Linked DNA regions of Homo sapiens: regions 1 and 2 are each linked to region 3. Evidence: chromatin loops called from intact Hi-C (ENCODE). Cell type or tissue: CD14-positive monocyte. All regions are shown on one strand.

Evidence for each region. Peaks named below come from ENCODE experiments on the same cell type or tissue, not always from the same donor. Only the 100,000 strongest peaks of a DNase experiment are listed, where the experiment ranks them.
Region 1: it touches region 3 in a loop (6-fold over the local background); 2 of 110 quality-filtered maps call a loop at or near these places.
Region 2: a loop joins it to region 3, with 2.4 times the contacts of the local background. A loop is called at or near these places in 2 of 110 quality-filtered maps.

Annotation. Positions count from the first base shown.
Region 1 is chr13:79,410,992-79,418,991 of GRCh38, forward strand. RBM26-AS1 (RBM26 antisense RNA 1) reads left to right here. Exons shown (of 7, transcript NR_038991.1): 2 at 1,691-1,916; 3 at 4,271-4,373; 4 at 6,844-6,925. Among named protein-coding and RNA genes, the nearest start is that of RBM26-AS1, 8.7 kb to the left of the region's middle. In CD14-positive monocyte, no CTCF peak of the experiment used is centred here; no DNase peak of the experiment used is centred here.
Region 2 is chr13:78,098,615-78,106,614 of GRCh38, forward strand. The region is part of intron 1 of OBI1-AS1 (OBI1 antisense RNA 1); the gene reads left to right. Among named protein-coding and RNA genes, the nearest start is that of OBI1-AS1, 48 kb to the left of the region's middle. RefSeq lists an enhancer at 3,242-4,441. In CD14-positive monocyte, no CTCF peak of the experiment used is centred here; a DNase peak (open chromatin) is centred at 3,907; H3K4me3 peaks cover 632 bases; H3K27ac peaks cover 513 bases.
Region 3 is chr13:78,018,602-78,026,601 of GRCh38, forward strand. The region is part of intron 2 of LINC00446 (long intergenic non-protein coding RNA 446); the gene reads left to right. Among named protein-coding and RNA genes, the nearest start is that of LINC00446, 9.7 kb to the left of the region's middle. In CD14-positive monocyte, no CTCF peak of the experiment used is centred here; a DNase peak (open chromatin) is centred at 3,760; H3K27ac peaks cover 875 bases.

The DNA of each region.
Region 1 (8,000 bases), 1.4 Mb after region 3:
ACAGGCGTGAGCCACCGTGCCTAGCTTCCTTCCTGTTTGATTTTTGATGCCACTTATATCTTTCTGTTTTCATTTCATTTGTGTTCTGCTTCTGACCTATTTTTCAATTGGTCAGCTTGTCTGTGACTACTCCAGTACTATGTTGCTTTTATTTACTATTGTATTATAGAATATCTTAATATATAATAAGGCAAATCCCTCTTCTTTGCTCTTTTTCAAATTTAGCTTGGCTAAATATGAATCTTGGTCTGGCACAGTGGCTCACACCTATAACCCCAGCACTTTGGGAGGCCGAGGCAGGCGGATCACTTGAGGTCAGGAGTTCAAGACCGGCCTGGCCAACATGGTGAAACCCCATCTCTACTAAAAATACAAAAATTAGCCAGGTGTGTTGGCACACACCTGTAGTACCCAGCCCAGAGGCTGAGGTGGGAGAATCGCTTGAACCTGGGAAGTGGAGTTGTCGGTGAGCCGAGATTGAGCCACTGTACTCCAGCCTTGGCGACAGAGTGAAACTACGTCTAAATAAATAAATAAATAAATAAATAAATAAATAAATGTGAACCTTTAGTTTCCAAATACATAGAACAAGATTGTTGAACTTGTAAACAAAAAATTCTTCATCATTGAAGTTATGGATTAATTTGGATTGAATTGACATCCTACAGTGTATAGCAGTCACAGAGGTGTGCAGCTCAGATCTCCCTTCAAGAAAGGACTCACTGCCCAACTGCAAGGAGGATAGTTACCTGACAGCTTCCAGTTGTTAACTCTTTCTAGGTTCACCTCAGCTTTCAAGTTGAAGTTACACTGTTCTCAGGGAAAACCCTCTCCCCCATGCCCATCCGCAGCTCAAGACTGAGCAAGGGATAAGGACCTGCTCGATATTGGGATGGCAGAAGTATTGTCAGACCTGCATGGTAATCTAATGGCTCTCCCACCCAATTCTGCTTCCCCCCTTTCCATTTCACAGGTGCTACTTTCCAGTAAACTTTTTGCACTTTTAACCCCATCTCAGCATCCACTTCCCAGAGAACACCATAACACAAATTTAATCATCTGATTCATTCTATTTTTGTACATTTTAAAAATCGTAGTTAATAATAAAATTATAAGTATTATGAAAGAGGAAACTAAGAACCATTTTAGCAATTTAGACTGTAAAGGCTCAAGCATGGTTTCTCTAAGGATATGATATTTAAATGGTTAAGAAAAGTGAATAATGAGTAAAAGTCGAAACAAGAACATTCCAGCATACATAATAGCTTGTAGGATGTTCCTGAGGTAAAGAAGAGTCAGGATCTTAAGGACAGAGTGGTGGGAGGGTATCAAATTGGGGACATAGGGAATGGCTGTCAGTCAAGTTAGAGGTAAAAAAATTTCATGTTAAGATTTTGGAACTGGATTTTATTTAAAATAATGATGCGAAGCCATTGAAAGGTTTTTGGTGTGACAGGATAAATTTAAAATATGAACACACCAACGCATACTTCTTTTAAGAAAGAACCTGATTAAATTTGGGAATTTTAAAATAAAAACAGGAAGCATATCGTACTCTAATATAATAATTCAAGGGTTTTTATTTTCCTAGAAGATCAAGGTCATGTTAATAAAGGGAATATAGTTTTCTTATCTGTGTTAAGACACTGATGACTTGCAAAGAAAAGTAACACTTTTGTGATATCCTTAGGTAATTCAAGAGGAAACGCTTGAGCAATTACTGATGTTGTAAACTGGGATCAGAAGACATACATGGTATCGTATCCCAGGCAAGGCACAGTGGCTCACACCTGTAATCCCAGCACTTTGGGAGGCTGAAGAAGGCAGATCACTTGAGGTCAGGAGTTCGAGACCAGCCTGGCTTACATGGTGAAACCCATCTCTACTGAACATACAAAAATTAGCTGGACATGATGGTGAGTTCCTGTAATCCCAGCTACTTGGAAGGGAGGCTGAGGCAGGAGAATCACTTGAACCCAGGACGCAGAGGTTGCAGTGAACCGAGATTGCGCCACTGTACTCCAGCCTGAGCAACAGGGCAATAGAGCGAGACTCCATCTCAAAAAAAAAAAAAAAAAAAACCATACTATCATATCCCCCTAAATTGAACCAGAGCACTTCTGGCATAAAAAGCTTTTTTAAGGCCGAGCGCAGTGGCTCACGCCTGTAATCCCAGCACTTTGGGAGGCTGACGGGTGGATTACCTGAGGTCAGGAGTTTGAGACCAGCCTGGCCAACATGGCAAAACCATGTCTCTATTATAATACAAAAATTAGCCAAGCCCAGTGGCACACACCTGTAATCCCAGCTACTTGGAAGGCCGAGGCAGGAGAATCACTTGAACACAGGAGGCGAAGGTTGCAGCAAGCCAAGATCACGCCACTGCACTCCAGCCTGGGAAACAGACTGAGACCCTGTCTCAAAAAAACAAAAAGCTTTTTTTGTTTTTTGTTTTTTATGTGTGTGTGATGGAGTCTCTCTGTGTCACACAGGCTAGAGTGCGGTGGCATAATCTCAGCTCACTACAACCTCTGCCTCCTGGGCTCAAGTGATCCTCTCACCTCAGCCTCCTGAGTAACTGGGACCACAGGCACATGCCACCCACGCCTGGCTAATTTTCTTTTTGTATTTTTGGTAGACGGGGTTTCACCATGTTGCCCAGGCTGATCTCTTGAGCTCAAGTGATCTGCCTGCTTTGGCCTCTCAAAGTGCTGGGATTACAGGCATGAGTCACCACACCTAGCTAAAAAGCTTTGAGAGGCAATCACCAACTCTTCAGTGGGCACTGTTTATACCCATGATTAATTATGACTCCATCTCCATAGGTGCTGTGGAACTGTTTATGGATGTGGTTATGGTGGGTAATAACATTAAAAAGGTATATATACATATATTGCATGTTCATACGCACACACATGCAGACACTCACAAAGTCTCCCATACAAACTGTCAAATGAGGACAGGTAAGTGTCCTCAGAGGAAAAACATGTATGTAATATTATTAAAAATCATATTAGTGATATGATGTGATACTTGTGCTATCAAAATGATTTGAAATGGAATAAGGAGAGAGAGTAGAGTATCAATGAAATAAGATTGGCTATGAGTTGATTGTGGTTGAAACTGGATGATGGGGATGGTTATAATTCTTTCAGCTCTTACATATTGAAATTTTCCATAATAAAAAACCTTTAAAAAAAATCTGTTAAGGCGGAGAGACCCAGAAAACAAAAAGATCTCTGGGAAGGCCTAACAGACTGGCTACAATGGAAGTTCCAGGAAAGCAGAGATTTTGCCTCTTTTCTGCAAATGTATCTCTTGCGCTTAGAGAAGTTGATAGCACATGGCAGGTTCTCTTGTTGAATGAATGAATTGGAGAATAAAACCCGTAACCTAGGTGACAGTCTGTCAGCTCAGAGTCAAGAATCCTTGGGTTCACTCACCTGTCACTACAAATGGCATTTGTTAGTTATTATAAGAATAAATACTTAAAGAAAACCTATTCAAGAGAAAGCAGATTCATAAACTTCCACCATGGATTTCATAAGTAGGTATATACATGCTTATATGCATATGATCCCACCTAGAAAGCTGCTATCATATCATTTCATTTCATTCCTTTTTTTTTCAACAAATATTTATTGTAGAGGTATCTCTGTCTTTCAAGCCAAAAATCAGGGGGAAAAAAATCAGAAAAGAAATCTTATTTGCTTATTAATTGAAGTGTGGGAAGACACAGATAATCTTTTGAAGAAAATTCACCTTTACATATTGTTCTTAGTTCCTTAGTAGCCTTAGGACAAAACTGTTAAAAAGGTAATGATGTAGAACCTTAATTAGGGCTTTTGAAATTTGAAGCCATTTTTATTGGGGGCCAGAACCTAAGCCAGGAAAACAACCAATAACATTGCAATAACAAACATCAGGCATAATGAATGCCCTTAGGAGACACACTCTAAAGTTTTAAAGCTGCACTATCCCATTCCTCCAGACAACAAAGAGAAAAAACAATCTACATCACCCACAAACAATAGTGCATAAGTTAGGAAGAGGCTAGGTTTGGCTGCAGTAATGAACAACAAGGGTTCATTTCTCTCAAACCCTGCATGTCCATTACAGGTTAGCTGCACCTCTACTCCACGTGTTCCTCCCTTCAGGTCCCAGGCTGATGGAGTAGCCTCTGTGTGTTTGGGATGTTGTCAGTCATAATGGTGGACACAAAAGAGATTATGACAAACCGTGTATTGTCTCCTACAATTTCTGCTCACAGAAGTGGACAACATCACTTCTTTCCACATTTCATTGACCAGAGCAAGTCATGTGACCAAGCCTGATTCAAAATAGGCTGGAGCAAGGAGGAGCAGCAAACATAAGTGAGTTTATAATATAATCTACCATACAAGGTAAACCAGAATTTAGGAATGAGCTCAAAGCCTGCATTTCATGTAACTGCCAAAGCTCACACAGGATTTGACCTTCCTTCCCAGAAGAAAGAGTTGACTCCCTTAACAGCATCGGGCTGGACCAATTCCTGGCTGTGGAAGCAGCATCCATCACAAACTGTTTTCATAGCAAATGAATAGTAAACATAGGGGTAGAACAAACTACACTGCCACATACCATAGCCACTAGCAATGTGTAGCTGTTAAGTTCTTGTGGCTATTTAGAATTGTGGTGTGCAGTAAGTATAAAATGTGCATCAGATTTCAAAGCCTTAGAAAAAACGTGAACAATGTTTTTCACTTGTTCCTCAACAACCAGAAAGTAAAATATCTTAATTTTTACATTAATTGCACATTGAAAGAATATTTGGATATATTGGCCTATTAATATACTAAATAAAGTATATTAATAAAATTAATTTCACTTTTCTTTTTTTTGAGACGGAGTCTCGCTCTGTTGCCCAGGCTGGAGTGCAGTGGCGTGATCTCTGCTCACTGCAACATCTGCCTCCCAGGTTCAAGTGATTTCTCCTGTCTCACCCTCCTGAGTAGCTGGGATTACAGGTGCCTGCCACCACACCTATCTAATTTTTTTGTATTTTTAGTAGAGACAGGGTTTCACCATGTTGGCCAGGCTAGTTTTGAACTCTTGTCCTTAAGTGATCTGCCCGCCTTGGCCTCTCAAAGTGCTAGGATTACAGGCATGAGCCACTGTGCCTGGCCCTCACCTTATTATTATTATTTTTTATTTAAAAATGTGGCCCCTAGAAAACTTAAAATTACATATGCAGCTCACATATTTTTATTGGACAGTGCTTTCCTAAAATGTAAGAACTTTTTTCTCTCCTTATGTGAAATAAAGGAAAGAAATAAAGAGCTCAGTGTATTAATAGAGTAACTCTTAGTCCTCTTACTCTGTACTGCTTTGGTATGTTTTAGAATGCTTCTATGAAACTACTGCTGAAAACATCATTGGCGTTTGTTCAGTTTGGGAAGCTCAGGTGTGGTAGGGCCCAGGGAAGGAAGAGTACCTGCAGGGAGACCAGCCAATACTGAGAGCAAAGTGGGGGCTACCACCCTTCCTTTTGTGAATTATTAAGTAAGAATAAACACTTACCAGCAGATGAATTACAGGATAGAGATGAACACTCATCAGTAGTGTGAGGCCCCATAGCTTCTCTGATCTCTCTCACTAGAGAATATTAAGAGGTATACCCATTCTAGTTCAAGAAGGAAGAGCCTTCTACAACTGGCTTACATGAGTAAGGAAAGGCTATAATTAGATTTGTGTGGAGAATGTATGGGGCTGAGGTGGGGGTAGCCAAGAAAGATACAATGGGGAGTGGTAGAAGAAGGAAACAATTAGGAGAATATTGTAATGGTCCATGTGAGATGTTGGAAGTTTGAACTAGAGTGTTAATGGTGTTGATCTTTTCAAAGTTGTTAAAAAAACAACTATTCAGCTCTATCATTTGAAGATCTGCTTTCAGCCACCATTCTTTCCTTTTCTCTTTATAGGCAAGCAAGAGTTGTTTGTACTCATTGTCCCAGGTTCCTCTCTTCCATCACTCCAGTTCAGTATGAACTAGCTTCTGTCTCTATCATTTTACCAAAACACTTCTTGCCAAGGTTATCAGTGACTTGCTTTTCGCTGACACTGACCAAATGTAGTATCCACATTTAGTCTTGTGTTATTTGATCAAATATAACATTTGACAACATTGTTCACATGTTTTTTTCTTGAAACACTTTTTTCCCTGCTATTTTTATTGCATCACAATCTTCTTGGGTTTTTCCCCCTGATTTTTCTGAATACTGTAATGTATCCTTCTTGAACTTCAACCACACTTCATATGGATGTGCCTTGGAATTCCTGTTGGTCTTTTTTCAATCTAAACATGATCCCCAACCCATCTTATCTATTTTTACTATTTCAACTCCTATATCCATGCTGATGTTTCCCAAAGGTCATTACTTGGATGTCTTCTAGGCATCTCAAATCAGTCTCTAAAACTAAACTCATTATCTTCACTAACCAATTTTGCCCCTTTCCTGTGATATGTAACTCATAGAAAGCCACCATCATCCAATTGCTCAAGTCAAAAATCTAAGTATCATCCTTCTCCTTTTACCACTATCCAATTAATATCCCAATGAATATCTATTGAGTCTTCCTCCTAGGCATACCTAGAATCTACTCATTGTCATTCAACCCAGATGATACACTGCAGCCAAAGAAATCCATTAAAGCCCCCTCTAATCATGTAAACCCTTATTGGCTCCCCATATCCCAGGCTAAAGTACAAATTTATTAATTGTAATACTTAATTGAAATTAACTGTGTTTTATGGTATTAAGCACTGTTCTAAATGCTTTACATTTATTTATTCTCACAATTTAGCATTCCCAGTTTACAGCTGAGGAAATTAAGCTTCAAGTTGCCCAAGTTTATAGAATGAGTCAATGGCAGAGGTTGAACTCAGGTCAGTAATCAACACCACATCCTTAACCACATGCTTTCTTACATCTTTCATTAATTGACACCTGCCTAGTTCTTAAGCTTCTCCCATTCTCCACTTTTTACATTCTACAATGGTGCCATACCATGTATCTGCAGTTCCCAGAACAGTACTGCATTATGCAATAGATGAACTGGTATATGCTGAATAAATCATCAACACAGAGGCATGAATATATTTTTAGAGTATTTATTATTTTTTAAATGATGAGAACATTGGAAAAATCAGAAAGACTTCCCTACATGTAGTTTTATAGTTAGCATTATTTTTATTTTGAATTTCAAGTGGGAAAGCACTATAATATTTTGGTGCATAGAGCCTGTAAATTCCTTAATCTATTTCTACAAACAAGCCATGGTGTCCGTCATTGTACTCTTTGCACAAAGAGCCCCTTCGGTTTAGAACATTTACCATGCCCAACCCTATCCTTCATCTAACTCCAGCACTTACCTTAAAAGTCGCTTTCTCCGGGAAACCTTCCCTGACTGGGCTGAGTGTTCACAGTGTTTATCCCTGTTACAATTACATCACGTTGTATTGTTAAAAGATTAGGTTCCTTGAAGGCAAAAGCTTTTTTTACCCACTGTTTTATTCCCCAAATCTAACATAGAATAGATAATACATTTTTCAACAGTCATTTATCACTTTTTTCCTACATTATAATTACCATTTTTGAAATGTTGATTGACACTTGTCTGACTCTCAAGGTGCCATGAAGTGAAACATTAGTCCACAAGAAAGGCTGTTTTTTTTTTAATGGTCTTTCTTTGATATTTGTAAATCTCCCATAGAAAGAGGAAAAGATAAAATGAACTAGTTTTTAAAAAAGTATTAACAGGGTTGTTTTTTTTTTTTTTTTCTGAGGCGGAGTCTCGCTCTGTCGCCCAGGCTGGAGTGCAGTGGCGCCATCTCGGCTCACTGCAAGCTCCGCCTCCTCGGTTCACGCCATTCTGCCTCAGCCTCCTGAGTAGCTGGGACTATAGGCGCCCGCCACCACGACCGGCTAATTTTTTGTATTTTTAGTAGAGACGGGGTTTCA
Region 2 (8,000 bases), 80 kb after region 3:
AGTCTCTGCCCAAAAGCTGCTCGATCTGATGAACAACTTCAGCAAAGTTTGAGGATACAAAAGAAATGTACACAAATCAGTAGTATTTCTATACACCAACAACATCCAAGCTAGATGCCAAATCAAGAATGCAATCCCATTCACAACAGCCACAACAACAATAAAAAATACCTAGGAATATATTAACCAAGGAGATGAAAGACCTCTACAATGAGAATAACACAACACTGCTGAAAGAAATCAGAGATGACATAAACAAGCAGAAAAATATTTCATGCTCATGAATAGAAAGAACCAATATTGTTAAAATGGCCATACTGCCCAAAGCAATTTACAGATTCAATGCTATTCCTTTCAAACTACCAATGACATTCTTTATAGAATTAGAAAAAAAAAACTATTCTAAAATTCATATAGAACCAAAAAAAGACCCTGAATAGCCAAAGAAATCCTAAGCAAGAAGAAAAAACCTGGAGACATTACATTACCAGAGTTGAAACTATACTACAAGGCTATAGTAACCAAAATAGCATGGTACTGGTACAAAAACAGACACATGGATGAATGGAACAGAATAGAAAGCCCAGAAATAAAGCTGCACACCTGCAACCATCTGATATCTGACAAAGTTGACAAAAACAAGCAATGGAAAAAGGACTTTCTATTTAATAAACAGTGCTAGGATAACTGGCTAGCCATATGCAGAAGATTGAAATTGAACCCCTTCCTTATACCATATACAAAAATCAACCCAAGATGGATTAAGACTTAAATGCAAAACCTAAAACTGTGAAAACCCTTGAAGGAAACCTAGGAAATACCCTTTAATTTTCTTTAAGATTTATAGTATATAATTTGGCCAAACTCTTAAAGGCCTTCAAATCTCAAGTCTCAGTTCCCTACTATCTTAACCAATTTCCTTCTGGAAATAGATTGAAGTCATCTATAAAGAGTTCACACAGAATCAGTCCATTAAAATAAAGATAAAAACCACAAGTTGTATAATAAAGGCAGAGGAAAATGGGAAAGAAAGTATTACTTTTTAAAAAATCAAAGTCTTTTGGGGGAGTGGGTTGGTAAAATTGAAAAAATAATCTCAGCTTTCTTGTATATTTAGCAAAAAGGACACTGTGATGGATTATATTAACTTCTACAGTGAAATAAAAGTGAATACTACTAGTAGATCATTAGGACAGAGAAACTTTATGCTAGGACTAAATTCTGAGAACAATTTACTGTGTGGCTCTTAACTAGTGATCTTTAACAATAAAATTAATTTTTACAATTATGTGTTTATAGAAACTGCACATTGTAAACCATGTGGCTGGTTAAAAAAATAATAATCAAAACCAGAACAAAAACAAAATACTGATATACATATATATGTATATCCAAACACCATGTTATGTACCTTAAATATATATAATAAAAATAAATTTAAAAACAAATAAAAATTCCCCAAAACTAAAGAGGCTTAAGTAAATAATAAGCCCATTACATCGAGTTCTGGTCCAGGAGATTTTTGACATTGTAGGTAAAGAGTATTTAGACCACATCACAGACTCAGGGTATCAGGCTGTCTGGTCGTAAACTTGAACTCACATCTAAACATTCCATGCCAGCCTCTGCAGTCAGGCAGACGTCCTGATCTACCTCTCTGCCTAGAGGTGTAGGTCCAGAGTGGATCTAACTGAGTTCCTTGCTCTGCCACTTGCTGGCTATGTGATCTTGAAAAACTTGCTTAATTTTTTCTGAGTCTTTGTTGCCTCATCTGTATGGACATGGAAATAATTGCATTATATACCTCAGAAATTGGTGAGGATTGATGTAATTTATACCTATACAGTTCACAAAACAGTGCCAAGTACATCATGAACATTCAGCAAGTGTTTTCCATTATCATCTCGTCTGTATTAGCGCTGTGTGGAAGAATCTTTATTAACCTTTATATGATTAAACAAATACCCTAGAGAAAGAGCCTGCTCACCAAAACATATGTTCTCCTTTTCTGTCTAAGCGTCAGCTGAACCCTGTTTCCCAGTTCTGTCTGAGACTCTGTTGGCCAATAAAATGTGAGAGGGAGTGGCATGTGCCATTTCAGGCCTGACTCATTAAAATCCTCCCACATGTGCTCTTCCGTGTTCCTGGCCCTCTGGAATGCTGATGGCAGAGAACATGGAAGCCACATGTGAAAGATGGCAGAAACTCTGTCAACCTGGCCACCACACCCAACTGTTTGGCTACCTGATTAGTTGTGTCAGGTTGCAAGAAACCAGCTACTGTTGGATAAGTTCCACAATGCATGCCTTGGGTCTGCTATAAGCAGTTTATACAACACTGATGTTGTGGTGAAGAGCTTTAAAAATCGTGCAAGTGAAAAACATCTCAATCCAAGTAAATGCCTCTGTCTTGGGGTATTTGTCCATTTGTCCTCTATTTTGGGCCTTACATATAAATCCTATTTGTTTGCTCTGTTCATGACATCTCTATATGCATGGCAAGGCTCTCCTACTTAGTGATCTGATCGGATTCCAGCTGTATCTTAGTTTTAATTCTATTAAATATGATCACCTATCATTTTTGGTTTAATCCCAGGACTCTTCAAAGCAAAATGGCATTTGCTGCCTAGCCTCAGTTTTATGTAAGAGCATCTCAAACACCAAACACTACCTCCAAAATTTGTTTAGCATTTTTCAAATGATTTGATGACAACAGAGGCATGCATATGTTTGTGACTTTCCTAAGTCATATAGCACAAGGCTGGCTGAACTCAATAAAATGTAAGTTCATAGATTAATTGAGCAAAGTCTACCCTACTCACACCTGCCAGAGCTGAAGTAAGGCATTCTCCTGGGTAACAGAGGAAGATCATAGGTTGGAAAAGGCAAGTATTCCTGAGGGATCACTACTCTTTCTTCTTGGAAGGAAACTTATCTGCTTATCCATGTCCCTTGATTTTCTGCTTTGTTCATTCAACAGGCCTGGCTTTATTTGAGGTGATAGGAGAATCAAGATGTATCATTGCACACAACATTCTCAGGAGAGTCACCAATGCACCTGCCCTTTTTGTGTTTTTACTGAGGAAGCTCTGCATAAGCCACTTTATGGAGCATTCCTGTTTGGGACTGGAATTTTGGAATAAGAAAAAATATATAAGACAAGACCTCAGAAGCACATGGAGTGGGCAAAATTCAGTTCCAATGTAGGAAAAAAACAAAAACAACCTTTGGTCAGGGTCAGAAGTGGATCTTTTCTTTTTTTTTTTTTTTTTTTTTTTTTTGAGACGGAGTCTCGCTCTGTCGCCCAGGCCGGACTGCGGACTGCAGTGGCGCAATCTCGGCTCACTGCAAGCTCCGCTTCCCGGGTTCACGCCATTCTCCTGCCTCAGCCTCCCCAGTAGCTGGGACTACAGGCGCCCGCCACCGCGCCCGGCTAATTTTTTGTATTTTTAGTAGAGACGGGGTTTCACCTTGTTAGCCAGGATGGTCTCGATCTCCTGACCTCATGATCCACCCGCCTCGGCCTCCCAAAGTGGCCCTAGGACTGTTTCTACTAACGACTCAGTCCAACCTGGAATGGGGTGAATTCTGCACCCTCACTGGGGACTCTGGGATTGCTGGAGTGGTCTCAACATGATAATATCTTGGTCAATAGAAGCTTGTTCCATTGCCAGTGCTTTATGCAAGATGAACCAGCACTAGCAGCCAAAGAAAGTAAAGATTGAGCAACAGCCCCTTTCCTTTTCTGTCCCAACTTCCCTTCAGAGCAGCTGCATCCAAGTCCCAGCAGATGTTAGTGTATGTGGGATGACCTTGCAGATGGCTGCATCAGGGCAAATTTCTGAGTTCATGAGTTTCTCTCTCTGTCCCTTCCCTCTCCATCCCTGGTAGCTGACGGTGCTGGAGAGAAAGAGAAGTTTTCAGTGGTAAGGGCAAAACAAGAAACAAGTCATGAGTTTGCTATTTTTGGATGAGTTATTGCTGCATCACACATTGTTCTTAGTAGTCTCAGTATGACACAGCAATTTTTCATCACTTAAATGCAGTTTTAGAATTTTTAATAACACTTTAAATTGCTAATCATAAGACTGAAACTTGATGTCTTCTAATCCGGCAAAATACATTAGTCACTTACCAGCTCTGTAGTAGCTTTTTAAAAAATTCAGGATCTTGGTCATGAGGGCTTAGGATCCAAATCAATTGCTATATAAATCCTTTTGGAAATGTATTCAGTGCTATAACTACACGTGCACTACCATATTCTAGTATTGTCTTTTTAGTTCCAAAATTTAGTTGTTATAGAAATCAAAGATAGTTGTTCCCAGAGTGTCCAAACCATCTAGGCCAACTGTAATTGAAGAAAGACAATATTGTTTGCAGTCTCAGTATGAATGTGGATTCCTTCTCAAATAATCATTTGCGCTTACCTCTTGGGCTTTGTCTGAAGAAAATAAAAGCAATATCACAAAGTATGCTGTACAAACATGTGCATCTCAACATTGTTTAAAATAGGACTCATTGGAAAAAATCTAAGTACCCTACAATGTAATACTGGTTAAAAGAATTAGATTCATAAAATGGGATGCACGGGACCAATTTGAAACAATATTTACTGATATGAAATCATACTTTAAAAGCACCTTAAAGGAAGAGAATAATAGCAAACCAAAACTATATAATTAATTTGTCAAAATAACATATACATACATAGAAAGTTTATTAACATATAATTATATATTCATTAAAAGTCATCTATATTATCATAGAAAAATACTATCTCTACCTTAACAATAATGATTACTTCATGGTAGAATTACAGACTTTTTTTTCTTACATGTGGCATGTGTGTGTGTTTATGGATATGTATTGCTTGTGTCATAATAATAGAGTTATATTAAAATATTATAGATTTTAGGGTAAAAGGGCAGAATAAAGCCAGAGTACAGAAGTCCTCTCACCCAGTAGGTAATACAGTGAATCAAATATTATATAAATAAGTGAAAGTGTTACAAAGTTCACCCAACAACAAAACAAGAAAAGAGGAGGAACCACATGTCACCAAGTTCAAAATGTGGTGATCGAGGCAAACTGTCTGGCATGGAGCTGAATATGGAGACTCCTATCTTTACTCCCATATTACAGTAGCAGAATTGGAGAGATAAAATGCTCAGTGTTCTTATTTAAAATTGTACCTACCACCACCAGGTTAGAAAGGAGCATGCAAGCTGAAGCTGAGAGGATAAGAGAGTTCTTCCAGGATGAGTCAAGGAAAAATCCAGTAGAGAAAAGGCCACACCAACAGAGGCAATAGAAATGGACCAGAGAAAATCCTCTGGAGAGGACTGACATTTTCCAGGACTTCCTGATGAATTTCAGAAAAAATTCAAAGTCCCAGTAGATTCTCTTTTAGGACTAAAATTCTTTCCCAAATAAGTGAAGTGACCTCCTCTGAGGGACGCACATAGACTCTAATGAGCTCTTCCCCACTTCCATTTTCCTCCTACAGACACTTAACCACTGCCATCAGGTTACAGAAAAGTGGATGAAACAGCTAATTTGAGCCTTCAAGGGGGCCAAGTGGCTGAAAGAAATAGATTTGCATGAGTTACTCATCTCAACCAGAAAGAAAATGCAAAGAATTGGCGTGGAAATTGTGACAATATACCACATTTAAAAAATAAAAATCCCTTAAGACTAGTTCTGGAAGGAAACATACCACAAGGAACAAATGAAATTTCCTTTCAAATTCAGCCCACAATAAAAGAGTTTAGTTATTATTATAAGTTGACTAATACAAGAAATCATTGGTGAATTAAGAATGCAAATAACATTATTACAGAAACAGTATCTTAAAAATAACACCCAGGGACAGAATAAATGGTTGAATATCAAATTACTTTTCCAGAGAGACTTGAGATAATTAGAGGAATTGCTAAGAAAAAGTCAATAAAAATTATGGAGATAATAATAAAATTTGATTTCAAAGATAGTCCAAAATAAATCAATAAAAATGTAATTGGACATTTAAAAATAATTAAAAGGGTATAACTGGATAGTTTGTAAAACGAAGGATAAATGCTTGAGGCAATGGATACCCCATTCACCCTGAGGTGATTTTACACATTATATGACTATATCAAGGTATCTCATGTAGCTCATAAATACATACACCTATGTCTCCACAAAAATTAAAAATTAAACAAAAATGAAAACCAGTGTCCATGAAACAGGAAATTCAGTAAGTAAAACAGAAAAAGTATTGAAAGGAATAATGGAATAACACTTTTTTCTGAAACATATATTGACATCTAGAGTTTTTAATGAAGGGTAGTGTGTTTAAGGAAACACATTATCATCATCATCATCAAGCAACCAACACTGAAAAATAGCACGTTTAACTTGTTGAACTTCAAGAATAGAGGAGTAAATTTTCAGGTAACAGAAAAGAAAGCCACGTCTAAGGTGTAAAAACAAAATATGTTGGGGTTTGGTTTCTTAATGCTAACATTAAATGCCAGAAAACAATGGAAAATTCTACCCCTTGGTCTCTGGCCATGAACCTCCCACAGAAAAATGATGATATTTGTTATAACATTTACATTTGGTGCAGCATTTATGGCATGTATATAGCAATAGCACCAACACAAATATGCCTAACATTTGGAGAAGCCAGTACGGGGATAGATTTAAAGAAACAACTGATTTGTCCTGTAAACCCATTATGCACTTTTTTATATCCTTGTGTTAATTTTATTATTCTTTCCCCCCTTGACCTACTGTTATTTGTGTCTTATGATAAGCTTGTGAAGAACTGTTTAACACAGAATTCAGAGGATGATTAGCCAGATCCAGTTCTTCCTCAGGCTAGTAGTTATTGTGCATAAAATAAAAATGGTAATACATAAGCTGTATGTCCTGAAGGAGCTTTAAGTCAATCTCCCAATACATTTTATAATCAATATTAGTATTGTCATAAGTCTTATTACTTAGTGTAATTGAATCTTACCAACAATGCCAGTATTACACAATATTATAGTATGAACATGGTATAATTCAGTTTCATTACAGAATACACAACAAAGTAGTAAGAATTACAGAGGTATTTGCTTTGCCTTCCCAACAGAATCTACAACTGAGGACAAAGCCAATCATCTCATCTCACCTTACAGGCTCAAATCTAGACTGGTTTCCATTGTGTGTTGTTATTATGTAACAGGGCTCTCTTCCCTCCAATGGGGAAGTCATGAGTAGTATTTAGCAAACTATTCTGGGGGCCAGAACTGTCACAAGACATCAGTGTAAATCAAAAGTGCCTCCAAAGAATTTTACATGTTTGGGGAGTCATAAGATTCCCATAGGTGTGCCCCTTGAGCTTCAGGAGCTAGAATAGAGGGCCACTGACTTATGCCCACTTCAGCTTCCATGTGTATTAAAATAATTGAGGCCCTATTGGGTCCAGGCACAAATCCTTTCCCAGTACTGGGTTTTAGCAGTACCCTACGTTATTTATTGAGTCTTCGTGACCCACTTTGCTAAAGCCTCATTATATTTCCAGGGCTAACTCCCATCATTTGCCCTCCTCGTGGAAGAGAACCCTCTCTATTCTAGTTTTCCTCTGACTGCCACTCCTCATTAAAAGCAAACACAGCTTGTCTCAGGATAACTAGACTGACACTTATCACACCAGTGCAGTTAGGATACATGTCTTACACCCCCAGATGTTGGGTCTTCTGTACTAGAGTTAGATGAGAGGTAGTCACTCCTTGATGTACTTTGGTTTGAGTGTGCCATGAGGCCTCCCACAGCGTTTCTTGTCTCTGGGTGGGACTGTTCCCTAAGGGATCCACCAGGTGATGCTCACTGCTTTAATCCCATCAGGGACCCATTGTATTTCTCTATTTTACTTGGTAGTTTTACATCTACAAAACAAGGATGATGTACATTTGTGCATAGCACACAGTGACATGTTGGGCTGGCTGCTGTTACGATTTGCCCATTTTA
Region 3 (8,000 bases):
AGCTGGGATTATAGGCACCAGCCACCACGCCTGGCTAATTTTTGTACTTTTAGTAGAGACGGGATTTTACCATCTTGGCTAGGCTGCTCTTGAACTCCTGACCTCGTGATCCACCTGCCCTGGCCTCCCAAAGTACAGGGATTACAGGCGTGAGCCACTGTGCCCGGCTGGTTTTTCTTTTTCCTAGAGTGAGAGGTCATTATCTTCCATAGAGTATTCAGTCAGTAACAACCAGAATTGAAGGTTCTGCAACATTACTGCCCCCACTGCCATTTTTCCTGGTTGAATAAATCATGGTCATGACAATTCATCTGGCTTTACTTTGATCTTCATCTTTATTCAATCATGCTATAATGTTTTCCTGATTTTTCTGCAATTTGGGGAGGAAACAGTGGCCACGAGGAAGGGGTGGGAGGTAGACAAGGTCAGGGTGGGAGGTAGACAAGGTCAGGGTGGGAAGATAGTATTGAACTTTACTTCTTGAAATGTGAAAAAAAAAATGTTTGACTACAAGGCCATATGCCCCAACACTGGATTAATATCATGTTAGCAGAAGATGTCTAGTGTTGACTTTGGCTCTGATTACTTCAGTTAACTGTTTCCTTGAATGAAATATGGAAGGCAGTCCCAATGACTTACTGTATAATCCTATAATTTTTATTTAAGTTACTGGTACAAAAGTATAGATCATTTGTATTACTGACAGTTTTGCTTAATTTATTCTACTAATAACATTTGATTGGTACTTATACTTTGAATGGTAGAATCAGGATCTAGGATGATAATGAAAGTTGGTATTATTAGGTTGATGTGAACAATATGAAATTTAATGAAGATAAATGTAAGAACTGGCCCTTAGGTCCAACAAAGCAAAGTAAAAACAGGTGAGAGAAGATATACATTTGGTTTAGCATATAGATCAAACACTCTGAGGCTTTGGCTTATGGTAAGCTTCAAGAGAGACAACACTTTGGCGTGGGTGCTCAGAGAAACTCTGTAATCACAGGCTTATTAACAGAACAATAGAATAATGATGCAAACAGTGCCAGACTCTTTGCATTGATCAGATCACCTCTGGAATATTGTTTTAAGTTCTAGGTGCCTTAAAGCATATGGATATATATTCATATTAGATTGCTAAGAGTTGAAGTCATGTCATAGAGAAAACAAACAAAGAATGTTTGCTGGGGTGAGGGTGGGGTAGCATTATAGCTATCTTTAAATATTAAATGATTTTCCAAGTGGAATGTGACCAAGGACTGGTATACAAGATATAAGGTTAGGGTGAATGAATGATAACTAAGCCAGAGCATATTTTTTTTAACATGAGGAAGATATTTTTAACAGACAGCGCTCTTTCAAGATGTCATGGGCTGCCTCATTAGGAGGCAAGTGTTTAGCTCTAAAGGCATTCAAGAAGATGCTGGAGGCCGGGCGCGGTGGCTCACGCCTGTAATCCCAGCACTTTGGGAGGCCGAGGCGGGTGGATCATGAGGTCAGGAGATCGAGACCATCCTGGCTAACAAGGTGAAACCCCGTCTCTACTAAAAATACAAAAAATTAGCCGGGCGCGGTGGCGGGCGCCTGTAGTCCCAGCTACTCGGGAGGCTGAGGCAGGAGAATGGCGTGAACCCGGGAAGCGGAGCTTGCAGTGAGCCGAGATTGCGCCACTGCAGTCCGCAGTCCGGCCTGGGCGACAGAGCAAGACTCCGTCTCAAAAAAAAAAAAAAAAAAAAAAAAGAAGATGCTGGAAAAGCAAATGTCAGAAAAGAAATGTCAGAAACAAATACAAGTTATCTCATTCCTGAGAAAACTATAACTTTCCTGGTAGATCCACAACTTTGGATAGGGATGGTGAAAGGTGCCAATAATTTTGCAGATGGTCTCAAAGGCAGCAAAGGCAGATCTGCTTTTATGGGTGTTTTTAAGCTGTTCAGTCTACTTAATTTGCTACTGTAAATGTTTTGCATATTTAAAAATTGGGCTTAAATTTTTTTAAAAATAACTTTGGCTCACCCTAATGAATAACTCCCAGAATTAAAAAATTGAATAGCAAAAACAAAGTAGTTGTTGCAGAGAACCATAGTCGTGGGAACCATAGTTGTCCTTGCTTTTATTTATTAGTCACATAACCTTTGGTGTATCACACCTACTAAAGTCCATGAAATTAATGTCTTTATGGTATTTTGAATGAGAGTGGTTGCTCTCCGGTGTCGTTTGATTCTTTCTCCTCTTTGAGGAGTCCACAGTATAGCCACACTTTGGAGAAAAGTATCAAAAAGTGGTTTGTCTTTTGACTTTTTGACTTCTCCTTGTCCACTTCCAGCCGCAATCATCTCCCTCCTACCAGACTCTGGGACGTGAATGTGTAATTACAGCCCATTGTCTGTGCAGCAATTATAGCCTAATTTGACTTGTTGCACAGAAAGATGACAAAAGTGCTGGCTGTCAGGCAGGGTCAGAGGTCAGCCATTACCCCACGGACTACAGGCAGCAGCCTCATCAGGATTCTGTGGAAGGCTCGTCTCTGGGCAGGACGGGTCTGCAGCTGTCTGTGCGTCTTTGCAGATGACTCTGGGTGAAAACATGGACTGTTTTCAAGATAGATGATCCCAGCGTGCAGTTTGGCTTCTTGCTTTCTTATCAAAGATGTCAAAATTGTTCTGCAGTGAATGAAGCTATTTCTTGTGCCTTCTATATAAATTTTGAGTGGGACATGTACATAACCCAGCTTTAAGATATTTTATCAACTTTCTAGAAATAAAGTTAAGATTATGAAATGGTATTTAAAAGGAATGTTAAATCAGTATGCTACATTAGTATGAAAACTCCTGTGTGTTAAATAGGATAATAACTTGGATGCAATTAAATGAATTGTATCCAGATAGAAAGTCCTAGAGACACTATAAATAAGAATCATAAAATCACAAAGTAAAACTAAAAAAGCATATCCTGTATCAGTTAACCTAGTCCTTGTAGGTAATAAATAAATATTCCTTAAATAATTTTTCTTATGTTTTGTCTATTCTACATTTAAGTCTCTGATAGTAGGCAAATTCAGATCTATTTCAAGAGAGAGAACATTTTACTGTTATTGAAAGATTCTTTAATCCCATTTTCAAATATTTGATATATTTAACATAATTGATCTTCTCCAAATTTAGACAGACATACTGGTCAAACTCATAGTCATTTCAATGAATGAAAGTAATAGAAATTATAATTGAGAGAAAATATGCTAAGTGACAGTGCCAATATTCTAGAAATCAGAAACAAAATACAAAATGGGCTTGAGAAAATTGGTTCATTTAAAAAAATATATTTAGTAAGGGCCAATCTAAGGTGGATGGGGGCAAAAAAAGTTTAAACACAAATCCAGTTAGGTACAATAAAAAATACATTTTGATGCCAATGCACTTAATAGGCAGTATAAATAAAATGCTTTTATGAAATATAGCAATGTGATATTGTAATCTAACCAAATATGTTAGGTACCAGGAAGCATTCCTTACTATTTTATTCTATAAAAGAAGAGGATTGTATTCGTTTCTACTACTCTATTTCATTATTTTATTCTTGTCAGAAAGCTGTAGTGCACTTAAGAGTTTAGGGCAGGATTTTAAGCCCTAGAAAGCCAGGTAATAATCAAAGAAAAGTCATTTTTAGGTTCCCAGGCTGAGGTAAAACATAGAAGTCAGGAAATGGTTTAATAATGAGTAAGCAAACAGGAAGTGAAAGCAGTGAGCCACACAGGCCAGCTGACTTAGATGATCATGGCAGGCTCAGAGACGAAGGAAGTGAGAATTCAGCTGTCAAACCAAGAGTGTTGGCACCAGAGATTACAGTGGGTGTGTGGGAAACCTATCATCCAATTCTTTGCCTGCAACAAGGGCATTTGAGATTCATGACCATTTCAAAGATCTGGTTGTATGGCCTAATTCACCTGATCCTTTGGGTGAATGCTAAGAGAACTGCCACCATTTCCATTATAACAAAAGTACTCTTTATTGAGGAATTGTTATATAGTGGGCGTAGTATAGGTAAACACTTACTCACTTATTCCCTTATTCTATATATGAGTACTGAGCTTAGAATGTGCCAATTACTGTGATACTGACTAGGATACAACAGCAAGTGAAAACAAATATGGTCCTTGCTCTCACAGCTAGGATGAGGTAGATATTAATTATATAATGTATATAACTTAAATAAATATAAATACACATGTAATTTAAAATGTGTTAAGTACTATTGACAATAGAAAGGGGTACTTGGAATATAGGTAGATGAAGAATAAAATTTGATTTAACGTTCATAATCTAGTAGAAGTCTCCTTTTACAGAGAAATAGGCAGAGGCGTGGAGAAGCTAATTCCCAAAGTCACAGGCCTACAAGAGGAGAGCTGAACTCTTCTGTATAGTCTTCCTGGTCACATACTAACTAAAACAAGACTCACACAAATGTAGAACTGAAACAGAAACTTAGATCTTGTATAAATTAATTCATTGATTTATTCAAATAATATTTGTTGAGTGGCAGCTCTAGGTACAGGGGACATCATAGAAAAAGGCCCTCTTTTTTGTGCAAATAAGACTTATATTTTAGTGGGTAAAAATAGATGAACAAACTGGCTACCTAAATATCAGTGATAAAAGAATAGCAAAGAAACAGACTTGTGTGATGGACAATGACAGAATGGCTCATTTTTCTTAGCAGTACCAGGAAAGGCCTCCCTGAAACCAGAACAGGAAGAAGCAGGCCCTTCAGAGGGCTCAGGGAAGAGTCTTTCAGCTAGAGGGAATTGCTTGGACAAAGGCCCTGAGAAGGGAATAGCTTGCATGTTTGAGAGACAGAAAGAATCTCCGGGTGGCAAGAGTATCAGGAAGAGACACGTAGGATGAGTCTGAAGAGACGTTCAGGGTCCAGATTACAAAGGACCTTGTGGGTCAGGGGTTTAGATTTTATTTCAGTTGAATGAGAAGTGTGGGGAAGGTCATTAAAGGAGACAAGGTGAAGAAGATGGGATATGATTTAAGTTTGTTGTTGTTGTTGTTTTTGACGGAGTTTCTCTCTTGTTGCCCAGGCTGGAGTGCAGTGGTGCAATCTTGGCTCACTGCAACCTCCACCTCCTGAGTTCGAGCGATTCTCCTGCCTTAGTCTCCTAGGTAGCTGGGATTACAAGCACACGCCACCATGCCCAGCTAATTTTAGTATTCTTAGTAGAGACAGAGTTTCACCATGTTGGCCAGGCTGGTCTCGAACTCCTGACCTCAGGTGATCCACCCACCTTGGCCTCCCAAAATGCTGGGATTACAGGCGTGAGCCACCACACCTGGCTGATTTGAGTTTTAAATGATCACTCTGACTGTTATGAAGAGGATGGATTAAAGGAGGCTACCATGGGTAAAGGGAGTACCCAGAGGGGCGCTCTCATATGCCTCACAGGTAAGAGAGGATGGTGGCACTGATGAGGCAGCAATAGTGGAACTGGCAAGAAGTGAATGTCTTAAAGACCTTTTTATTAAAGAAAATGTCAAATGCATACAAATTTAGAAAAAAATCGTAAAATAAACTCTGACACACCCATCACCCACATTTGACCATTATCAACTCGTTGCCAGTTTTGTTTCTTATATAGCTCACCAACTTTTCCAGATTATTTTGCAGCAAATATAAAATGTTATATCATTTCATCCATAAATATTACAATATAAATGTTTAATAGACAAGGATTTATATTTTGAATACAATACTAATTTATGCCTAAACATGGACAATAATCCTTACCTTTTTTTCAGTCCTTCTGTTAGATTTTAATCATAACAACTTTTATCAAGTACAACTTTACTGCTAATGTGTCTAATTTTATGTATGTATGTTTTTTTATTGATACATAATAGATGTACATATTTTAAGGGTAAATGTGATATTTTGATACATTCATATTATGTCTAAAGGTCAAATCACGGTAATTGGAATGCACCTCACCTTAAATATTTATCTTTTATTTATGCTAGTAAGATATGAATTGTTCTATCCTCTCTTCATCTGCTATTCCCCCTCCCCTAGTGTTATCAAATATCCTGTCAGTGTTCAAATTTCTTTGTCTTATGACTTTTTAATGATTTATTTGAGTCAAGGTCCTTATGTTCATATATTGCATTTGGTTGATGTGACATTTATGTCTCTCTTGTTATTTTCTTTTCCTTGTAACTTATTCATTAAAGAATTTGTGTGGCTTCATTAAGAGTGTTTGTCAATTTGGACTTACCTAATTGCATCATAAGGGTGTCATTTCATGTGTTCCTCTATCCCCTGTGTCTTCTGTAACAAGTTAGAGCTAAACGTTTAATTGGCTTCAGGTTTATTTTTTTTTTCTTTTCTTTGCCAAATGTCCTTCCATCAGGAGGTACACAATATCTGAGTGTCTCTTTTTGGGATGTTAACAATTGTTGATAATCATCACTCAGATCTCTAAATTAGCAGTTGCAAAATAGTGATAATGTAATTCTATTATTGAGAAGTAGAAATATGGTTTTGAAACATATTTTAGAGATAGCATAGATAAGACTTGCTGATGGAATTCTGATGAGAGGAAGAGAAAGACAGAAATTGAGAATGACTCATGCTTTTGGCTTAAAAAGTTAGGTTGATGGCATTGCCAATTACTGGTTTGGAGAAGGCTGAGAGCAGCTTTAGGGTATGTGGAAAATAAGAGTGAAGGATTATATACCTTATAAATATCCAGGTGGACATCTTAAGAAGGTGGAATAGAATTCAGAAAAGGAATCAGAACTATATAGTATAGTCACAGTATATACTTGTATTTAAAACTGGGGGTCAGGTTGAGATTACCTAGAAGGAGGTGTTTAGAAAGAGAAGAAAAGAAGTTTTGAATACTTATAAGGAATTTTGACCAATTGATCCCTAAGTAGAACCATGCTAGGAATTGAACAGAAAGGTCAACTTGTCCCAGGAAGCTTCTCCAGGTACAACAGTATAAATCCAAGAGTAGGAGTTTCCCTGTATGATACAGAGGAGAAACACTATGCTTGCTTTCGGACAAGTAGTGCTAATCTACATAAGGCATACCCCTGTACCTTGGGCATCAGGAAGAATTTCTCCCTTGTCCTCAAGGTGATATCCACTAGAAAGCACTACAGTGGGCGGAGTTACAAACCCTACCTCTACTGTGCTAAGTGGAATTCTATCATGGCTCCCATGGCCCTTGTCACGTGGTGTTACTCCTGTGATTAAGTTATGCTATGTGGCAAAAGGCATTTTGCAGACGTAAGGTTACTGGTCTGTTGACATTAAAATAAGAGATTACTGGGTGTGCCTAACCTAATCACATGAGTTCTTTGAAAGCAGAGAGTTTTCTCCTGGTGGCAGAGGAGGAAGTCAGAGAGATTCCAAATGTGAGGATTTGATGCACTATTGCTGGCTTGAAGATGGAGGGAGGCACATGGCAAAGAAAACAGGCCAGCAAGGAAATGGGGATGTCAGTCCTACAAGCACAAGGGACTGAATTTGTCGAACACCTTGAATGCGTTTGGAAGTGTGTTGTTCTCCAGAGCTTCCAGATAACAGGACAGCTTGCCTGATACCTTAATTTTGGTCATGTGAGTCTCTAAGCAGAGAACCCAGTTAAATCTCTCCCTCCTTCTGACCTACAGAACTATGAGATAATGAATGGGTAGTGGTGTGAGCCAATACGCTGTGGTAAGTTGTAACTCATTGTTAGAAAACTAATGTGCCTATGACATGCCAGACACTGTGACCGGCTGCTAGGAGGTATACAAAGATAATGATGCAAAAACCTGGCTTTCAGTTATTCATCCATGTAAAGACAAGAGGTGGAACTGTCTTGTCTTGAGAGTTAAACGAGATCTTTTCTTCTGTGTGAAAACAAGCATCTTCAGCCCTAGTTCCTACTGTTTCTCTTCCCCTGTAATAAGACAGCACACACCGGGAAGCTACATGACTAACTGACACAGAGC